Regions from separate parts of the Homo sapiens genome. Here region 1 is linked to region 2. The links are chromatin contacts, found by Hi-C or POLR2A ChIA-PET in ENCODE. All regions are on one chromosome and are shown on one strand. The core of a region is the stretch at or near the end of the contact, and the rest is flanking DNA. Distances in the headings are between cores, read along the strand shown.

Region 1 (4,563 bases), core at 1,282-3,781, 1.7 Mb after region 2:
GGTAGGATATAGGAGGGTTAGTGGAGGAAATGTATGGTAAATAATGTTGCCTTGTGGCTGCGCGCGGTGGCTCACACCTGTAATCCCAGCACTTTGGGAGGCCGAGGTGGGCGGATCACGAGGTCAGGAGTTCGAGACCAGCCTGACCAACATGGTGAAACCCCGTCTCTACTAAAAATACAAAAATTACCCGGGCGCGGTGGCGCGCGCCTGTAATCCCGGCTACTTCAGAGGCTGAGGCCGGAGAATCGCTTGAACCCGGGGGGCGGAGGTTGCAGTGAGCCGGGATCATGCCAATGCACTCCAGCCTGGGCGACTGAGCGAGACTCTGCCTCAAAAAAAAAAAAAAAAAAAAAAAAAAAAGTTGCCTTGTTATGTAAAGTCTCTCATGTAATAAAAGTTCTCTGAGCAGCTGCCTTCCTGACACAGATACTTTTACTATGTGGACTTCCTTTATAGATGTAAATTTGCTTTACAAAAGGACAGCTTTTCAGAGCTACTCCCGTGTCTGCAGTTTCTCAGAATAACCAGCTTGAAATGTGCCAAACAAGTGTATTTTGGGATAGCATATTTTGGTATTCTACAGTCATAATTTGGGGTGCTGTGGCCTGAGCCTCAGCAGCAAAAAGAGGACATGATTCAGGGTTCGGAGCGCTGGATTCTATTACCAGCTCTGCCCCCTAACCCAGTGGTCTCTTGTGAAAGGTCCTCGAGTTCCGAGTCGAGTCAATTTCCCTAAAAGGCAAAGAGGCATCGGAGTTCCAGCTGGCTTAAACATTTGTAGATTTCGCGCCTTCCCTTTTCGCCCCTCCTTCCTCTCCACCCGTCTCCCCACCCCGAGCTACTAGGGGGCCTGCCCATTTCCCCAGGCCAGGAGTAGGGCTGAAGTGAAGTGACCGCGGTCGTAGCCAACAGCGAAGCTCATTAGAAAGTCCTGGTGAGAGCCTCAGCTTCTGATGAGTCACAGATCGCCACGGAGCAGGTTGCTGCGCTTGACTGATTGGGTTTACCCTATTTTTGTTTTGAGTTAGAGCCAACTGTCCTCATTCCTTTTCGTGGCTCTGAGTAGGGCCTGCTCCATTATATCTCTTTCTCTAAACGCCTGCATCTGAGATGCTGGAAAATCCTGCGCAGCTCATAACCCAAGGCCTGGTTTCCATTCACCTTTCCTCTTCTACTCCTAAGCTGCCCAAGACACTCCTTTGCCAGAGCTCTGTCTGGAAACGAGTCCCTCTAAGGTCAAGCCTTGCGTCATGTGCCAGGGGATCAGACGAGTGGATTCCAGGCCCAGTTTTACTTCCTCAACTTTGCTGTGAGGCTTTGGGCAAGTTATTTAACCTCTCTGGGCTTCAGTTGCCTCACCGCTAAAATGGGTACGGTAATGCTTATTTGAAAGAGCAAAGGGATTGGCGCAAAAATCGCACTAACAGAAATATCTTCATTCCGGCAGGGCGCGGTGGCTCACGCCTGTAATCCCAGCACTTTGGGAGGCCGAGGCGGGCGGATCACCTGAGGTCAGGAGTTCGAGACCAGCCTGGCCAAGATGGTGAAACCCCGTCTCTACTAAAAATACAAAAAATTAGCCGGGCGTGGTGGCAGGCGCCTGTAATCCCAGCTACTCGGGAGGCAGAGGTTGCAGTGAGCCGAGATCGCGTCACTGCACTCCAGCCTGGGCGACAGAGTGAAGCTCCGTCTCAGAGAAAAAAAAGAAAAAAAAAAAAGAAATACCTTCATTCCTCTTGGGGAGGTGGCTGTGAGGACAGCAGATCTGAGTGGGAGAAAACCTAGAGACGGCCTCCCTGCCTTCTGTATGGAACAAGCAATTATTGGGCACCCTCTTTTTAGTGAGGAAGCAGGGACGGAAAATGAGTCCTTGGGCCAGCGCAGGAGGAGAGGCTGGAAAACATATCAATATTCAGGAAGGCACGGAAAGGGCTCTCAATGGATCTCTCACCAAGTGCCATCAGGGCAGAACAGTCAAGGGCCCAGGGATTCGAGGAAGCTTGGGAGGCGCGGAGAGCCCAAAAGTTGAAAGTTTTCTTGGCAGATGAGGGAAGGAAAGGGATTTCAGGAACAAGGATCTCGTGGGTGGGCTGTCCCAGTCGGCGCGCGGCAGAGCGCAGACCAGCACCCGGCGGTCTGGTCTGTGCAGGAAAGGCAGGAACCGCTTACTAAGGCTCCAACCTTTTAGAGGCAGCAACAAGCTCTTTCTCTGGATCCGAAGGCGGAGAGGCGCTGCGCTCTCATTTGGCGAGGGCCCGAGCGCGGCCAGACCGCGCACCAGACCCGGAGCGTGGGGCCCAAAGGCTGGCGGCCGACTCCGGAGCTCGGCGCCCCAACCGGGAAGTGATCGCAGCAGCCCACCCGCCTGACGCCAGCGGAAGTGCGAGCCCGGGTCGAGCCTGCTCCGCCGCCGGGCGCCCGGGAAGGGGCGGGCACGGGGCGGGGCTGGGGGCGGGCGAGGCGGGGCCGGCGGCGGGGCGGGGCTTGGCCGCAGTTGTTTTTACCCAGGCCTCGGCGCCTAGGCGCTTCGCCGAGGCTGATCTTCGTTCAAGTGTGAGCTGCGGCTGAGCCCAGCGCTCGAGGCGCGAGGCAGCCAGGAGGGCCCGTGCGGCGCGGGGAGCCAGCGAGCGCGCCTTCGGCATTGGCCGCCGCGATGTCAGCTCAGTGCTGTGCGGGCCAGGTGAGCGAGGCCGGGCGCAGCGCGGGGGTTGTCAGATCGGAGAACCGGGCCAGGAGTCCAGGCGTGGAGGACCTGCCTGGGTGCGCTCCCAGCTCCGCGGCCGAACGTAGGGCCCGGGTGGGTCGCTCGGGCTGGCCCCGCGGCGCTCAGCCGTCCGGGAAATCCTGTGCCCTGGGCGGGCGGGAAGGGGCAGGGGGAAGCCCGAGAGGCTACCCCGGGGTCTTCCCGTCCGGCCTCCGGGACTCCGCGTGGAGCGGGGCGTGCCGGGCTCGGGCGGAGGATCCCGACTGCTCCAGGGGCGTGTCGCCTCTTGCGCCGAGCACTGGTGAATAGCGCTGAGCTCCGTAGCCCTCTCCACTCTGCTTGTCGGATGAATCCAGGAAGAAAAGTGGGTTTAGGCACCGTCTCCTTTGCTATGCCCTGAATAAAACTCGGGTCAAACAACCCAGGCAGGTTGCGCTTGGCATCTCGTAGTCGAGCGTGGGCTCTGTACCTTTGAGAATGTCTCGAAGCCTGACTTCCAAACTACCGGGCGCAGGTCTGGGCGAAGGGAAAACTCAGCCCTGCTTCCTGAATTTCCCGACCCAACCCTGGCTCGGTACTAGCACGACTGCCTGGGTAGGGCTGGAACCTTCCTGCCTCTCTTTGCAAATAAACTTGTTCGAACCTGTTTTTTAACTCTCGCCTATTTAAACCTATGATGTCTTAAAACATTATGTCTCCTACCAGTTACTGCATCAGTGTAGAATTAGTACGTCTTAGCCCTGTAATGCTGGTTTCACTCCTTCCTGCAGAGTTAGAAAAAACGAAGTAGGTGAGTCTCTTGGATGTGGAGCTCTTTTCTCCCTTTACATGTGGATTATCAGCGTTTCGGTACAGAGTTTTAATGGAGTGTTTTCACGAACGAATCAGACTCTAGGGAGCATCCTGGTTCGGGGTGTTCTTGCTGACACTCAGCCTTTCCACAATCGAGGCCAGCTGTAAGTGATGGAGTGGTTAAACTGTGGGTTTCTGTAACCGGCGATTATACTGGCAGATAATCTGTCCTGTTTAGAGTGGCCACGTGGAGCTGTCTTGGTTTTTGAGGTCTAATACTGTGCTTGGCATACATTAAAGCTGGCCTTTTCAGAGTTGAGGAAATTGAGGCTTTTGACGACTGAGACGAAATGATTTTTTTTCCCTGTGTCAGGCAGAGAGAGAAAGAGAATGAGAATGGTCACCACCTTACCAGGTATTTGAGAACAAGGTGGACCAGGAAAGACTGTTTTCAGAAAGCTCTGCAAATCTTTTATTCCCGTTTTGAAATACTTTTTCTCCAATATGATGCGACACTTTTTATTACGTAGTAATGATACAGCTCTTTAGGGGCATCTGTCCTGGTCCCTTGAAGTCCCCTTGAGGCTCTTTCTGCCATTCCCAAGTTCCTAATTTAGAGCTCTGTAATTACCAGTATTCAAATGGGTTTTGTAAAAGAATTATTTTGCTGTTGATGTTTTAGCAGGTTTCTAAAGTCTCCCCTCTTAGGACTTTGGAAAGAACCAAATCAAAGTTAACCCCTGCTTTCCCAGGCCTGCTGGAGGCATCACTGTGGTGGGCCTCAGTGCTGTGTGATGGTGATCACACTGTGATTTCCTGTGGATGGGGCGGTAGGAAGTTAAAAGAAAAGCAAACAGGCTGGGCGCAGTGGCTCATGCCTGTAATCCCAGCACTTTGGGAGGCAGAGGCGGGCGGATCACCTGAGATCAGGAGTTGGAGACCAGCCTGACCAACGTGGAGAAACCTCATCTCTACTAAAAACACAAAATTGCCGGGTGTGATGACGCATGCCTGTAATCCCAGCTACACAGCTAAGGCAGGAGAATCGCTTGAACCCAGAGGCA
Region 2 (4,858 bases), core at 832-3,331:
GTAAGCTTTACTCTCCTTGTTTTTCCTAAAGGGCTGCTTTACCTTTCTCAGAAATGTATTAGGCATCAGGAACTACTGTCGACATGTAGTTTGTCACAAAACATTATACATAACTTGAATGGCCCACCATGTACCAAAATCTCAGTTAACCTTATCCTAAATAAAACAGGAGACAAGGGAAATAATCTTTTAACACTCCACATTCAAATGTATGCAATTTAGAACTACTATTTCCACTAATTTCTTCAATTTAAAATATCAATAACAATTTTTAAACTCTGCAATTTGCAAGACTTTAATTTTAATTTCTCAATACTCAGGATTTATTTTTTGGTCAAAGTTCTGTAACATTTCCTCTGGTCACTGTTTAACCTTTCTGAAGCAATGAGAAAGGATTCTACTTGGAGTCCTAAGATGTATTTGAGTACCACACAGGGCCTATGTCCTTCCATCCTGAGAAGCATAAACTTGTTTTTGCCACTAAAGAATAGAGACCATTGTCCAATAACAAAAGTTATAAATATGACTCAAAATGAACCTGTGACAAAGATTTATTAAACTCACAATGGAACAAGCTGAATGGCTTAGTGTGCTCAAAAGCATTTCAGGAACTGAGCATAAACACTGAAGAAAGGATGGTAAGTTTGATAGGTTAGACAGAAAAATGGTTAATATTGGCCGGGCGCGGTGGCTGACGCCTGTGATCCCAGTACTTTGGGAGGCCGAGGCAGGCGGATCACAAAATCAGGAGTTCCGGACCAGCCTGGCCAATATGGTGAAACCCCGTCTCTACTAAACTTACAAAAATTAGCTGAGCGTGGTGGCGGGCACCTGTAGTCCCAGCAACTCGGGAGGCTGAGGCAGGAGAATTGCTTTAACCCGAGAGGCAGAGGTTGCAGTGAGCCGAGATCGTGCCACTGCACTCCAGCCTGGGCGACAGAGCAAGACTCTGTCTCAAAAAAAAGAAAAGAAAAATGGCTAATATCCTACAAGGCACTAAAACTACAACCTTTAGGAGTACTGTATTTTTTTCTCTCCCACTCAGAAATAATTTGCATCTCCATTAATGAAAAAGATGTTAACTACAAAGCCTAGGCCCTAATCAATATCATCATGCCAAACAAAATATAGTCCCCTAGACATCTAAATCATCTTCAGGTGGGCCTGTTAGGCTCCATTTTGACTCTGAAAAAAACATGCTGTCCTTTTGCCTTATTTCCAATACTTTTGTAATTTTTACCGCCACTAAAAGTTTCTATAAATCAGTCAACTATTCCTTTATCATTCTCCGGTCCTCCCCGCCAATTCTTGATTTTATAGGTTTTTTGGGAGGTTTAAAAAAAAAAGAAAGACCTGTTGGCTCTAAATATCAAGTTATTCCTCCTGATACTTAATCTGAAACTTCAAATTAAGTTGGACTCAGCCACTGGAAGCCCCAGTAATTTAATACTGTTTCAACCAAAGATTTGCTATCAGTATGTGGATTTTAAACACAAAGTAGTTACTACCCACTTCGAGGGTGCTTTGGGTACTGGGCCAGGTGTGCTGGTGACACCGTGTGCGCGACGGGGACCGGGTCCCCGAGGAGGGAGTGTCCTCGCCCTTCCCCGCTCGCGGCGGCCAGCACAGGCCTGCAGTTACCGGCGGGGACCCGCTTCCCCGGCCTTTTGTTCAGGACTGGGCTGTTTCCCGCCTACCCGCGCGTGCCCTTCCTCCCTGTCCTAGGAGTGGGGCAAGGACCGTGTGGGAAGCAGAGCCGGGAGGAGACAACCGGCAAGGGCTGTGGGGAATACTCACCCCTCTCCGCTCGGCCCCTGACCCCGCAGCCCAGCCCGGCGAGGGCGGGGCGACGGGGCCAGGGGGAGGAGAGCTGGGGAGAGGGACCCAGCGCCCTGCGAGGCCACTGCCGCGCCGGTGACCCTACGGAACTGAATGATGGGACTGCGGGGGCCTCGAGGGCGGAGGAAGAGCCGAGCCAGCGCGCCCCGAGGCCAACCAGAAGTGGCCGTGGCCTCCTTCAGTCAGGTCCGCGGCCTCCTTCAGTCAGGTCCGCCACGGCCGAGTCGGAGCGTGCGCACTGCGCCTTCCCGCGCCGTGGGGGCCGCCTAGCGCAGGCCGGTGACGTGATCGGCCGCGCGCTCTGGGCAGGGCGGGGCTGAGACCCAGGCCGGGACTGGGAGCGGGTGGAGAGGAGGGAAGCGAGACCTCCCCGCCGCCCGCGACCACCCCCGCCAAGGCCCCGCCCCTCGCCTGGCGGGCAGCTCTCCCCCGCCAACCCCCACCTCCAACCCAACGCAGGCGGTGCCCTCCGCGGAGCACAAAGGCGGCTCGTTGACGGGGGAGCGGGTTACTAGCATCCCCCTAAGAGGTTGGGGAACCATGCCAGCATGCTTACGCTACAAAAAGTCCTGTAAACACCACAATTAAGCACAAGCACGGCTACCCCTTGAAAACTTACGGATGGAGGGAGAAGTTAGGAATTCGAATATTGACAATAGTACCATCTGTGGCACATATCCCAGAGGAGAAAAAAAAAAAACTAGCAGCAAAATTAAATTGGGGCGAAACGATGGGGATAAAGACTAGAAAAAATGTAGGAGTAACAGGGGTAATCGAACTGAAATAGCAGACATCTGAAAGAAAACTAGCATCTGCTCCTTCTAACAACAGAGTTAAATTTGTTGGAAATGAAAGGAGAAAATGCAGGCGAAGAAGTGAAAGGAAAACCTGCCTTCAAACTACATGACATAGTTTTTTGATCTTGTACTACAGTTGTGTAAGATGTCACCATTGGAGGAAACTAGGTGATAGGTACACGGGACTCTAGGTGCTGTAGTATTTTTGCAATTTCCTGTGTCTATAATTATTTCCAAATAATAAGTGTTTTTAAAAGGAGAGAATACTGATCAGTGGCGACCAGGGCAAAGGGCTGGAGGAAGGGGGTGACTGAAAAGGAGCTTGAGAGCTTCTATACCGTGATTGTGTTGGTGACTAAACCACTGTTTGACAAAACCCATAAGAGGTATAAATTTTACTGCATGTGAAATAGTTTAAAACTCAAAATGATGCGACTAATAAAAATGAACTTACACTAACATTTTTTAGCAACTATGGATATAAATTAATTGGTAGCTGCCAATTTAGATTATCCATTTAATTTTTTTAAAAGCACAAGGCAGTGTGTTCTGAATGAGAGCTTAAGTAGACCAGGTGTCTCCATCAACTTTAAGTATTTACCTTAAAAACGTATTTCACAGATGAAAACAAGAATGCGGCTGGGCGCAGTGGCTCACGCCTGTAATCCCAGCACTTTGGGAGCCCGAGGTAGGAGGATCGCTTTAGCCCAGGAGTTCAAGACCAGCTATGGGCAAGGCAGTGAGACCTCATCTCTACAAAAATTTTTCAAAATAACAATAAATTTTTAAAAAAAGAATGCATTGCTTTACATTGTACTCCATATTTTAGAAACACAGTGCACCAACCACCATGTTAATTTAAAAAAAATTTTTTTTGCACTGGAGGTGTTTTAAAGTTTCATAATTCACATGCCAAAAACAAAGAAACTAAAAGAAATAACTCAGTTAACCTCCATGTACTTCCTCTCATCATATCCCTCATGGCAAAGAATGATATTGGCCTGTTTATGTGTTTACCCTACAACACTATAAACTGCTTTAAGGCTACGGTCTGTCATCATAGCATTTCAAGGTTCAAGCAGGGCTCCTGTAGCTCTCCTCTCTGATCGCTGAGGTTCACCGAAAAATCTACTCACAAAGGACAGAGTAATTGGAGGAAATGCATGCAAGTTTATTTAGCATATATACATGAGAACCTTCAGAATGAAGACCCAAAGATACAGGGGAAATTGTAATGTTCATTTGTACATCCAACAAAGTATGGACAGCCATGTAGAAATATGATTGGACAAAAGGGTATGCTCTAATGCTAATAGCCTGAGTGGGGAAACCCAGCAAGGCCTGTCTGTCTAGATTCTTCTTGGACTCTCTGGGCATGCATTCCTTCCTTCTGGGTGTAGGGCGGGACCCTCTCTGCAATGAGGGTCTTAGGACCTACAGTCAAAAAAGGTAGATCAGATAATTTCTTTATGGCCAGTTTTTACAAAGAAAGGCGGGAGAAAATTAAAGTAATATTTCCAGGATTTATGACTGGCTTTGGGGAAAAGAGGTTCTAGTTTCTATGGCCTGCCTAGTTTCTATGGCTAGTGTCAGGGGAGAATGGGACCAAGAGACAGGAAGGCAGGAGAAGGTCAGAGAAAAACTTTTGCTTCTGAGGCTGCTTCTGAGAGTTTCATTGTGGGGTATTATTTTCTAGTCCCAATATTCCTAACTAGTAGTAAGTATTCTTTGAATAAAACAAGGAATTGATCACAAAATTTATTGAACGCCTATTATATTCCAGAAGATTTATATGTACATAGTTAATCTCATAACTTCATGACATACCCATTTTATAATATCTTAATTATTAAATTCTTTTAATACTTATTTTATTAGATTTCTCTGTTTCATTTGGACATGTTGCTCACTTCTAAAAAGTCTTGCTTCCTTTCACTTACGTAAAACCCAGTCCCCTGATTCTCCTTCCAGCTCTGTGGCCATTCTTTTTTTTAAAGACAAAGTCTCCCGCTCTTTCACCCAGGCTGGAATGCAATGGCCTGGTCATAACTTACTGTAACCTGGAATTCCTGGCCTCAAGCAATCCTCCCACCTCAGCCTCCCAAAGTGCTGGGATTACAGATGGGATTACAGATGCGGCCATTCTTTTTTCTCATTGTTTTAGGCTTTTGTTTGTCCATTATACTTTAATGCTCATGTTTCACACAGAGTCTTCTAAAACT

The links. Hi-C counts contacts between places; a loop is a spot of excess contacts on that map. ChIA-PET counts read pairs that join two places held with the same protein, here RNA polymerase II (POLR2A). Pooled maps may share reads with other maps.
Region 1: a map with no recorded cell type shows a loop between it and region 2 (10-fold over the local background). The contact joins the promoter of SERINC5 here to the promoter of ATG10 in region 2. A Hi-C loop is called at or near these places in 1 of 37 single-sample maps with no recorded cell type and 5 of 50 pooled maps. POLR2A ChIA-PET finds 5 or more read pairs at or near these places in 1 of 52 experiments (activated T-cell).

What each region holds. Positions count from the first base shown.
Region 1 is chr5:80,254,016-80,258,578 of GRCh38, reverse strand. SERINC5 (serine incorporator 5) reads left to right here and starts at 2,531. Exons shown (of 12, transcript NM_001174072.3): 1 at 2,531-2,683. The coding sequence starts at 2,657. RefSeq lists enhancers at 1-497, 498-1,431, 1,432-2,365 and silencers at 2,219-2,658, 2,769-3,048.
Region 2 is chr5:81,969,246-81,974,103 of GRCh38, reverse strand. ATG10 (autophagy related 10) reads right to left here and starts at 2,081. Exons shown (of 8, transcript NM_031482.5): 1 at 1,798-2,081. RefSeq lists silencers at 1,681-1,920, 2,091-2,420 and enhancers at 1,435-1,990, 1,991-2,548.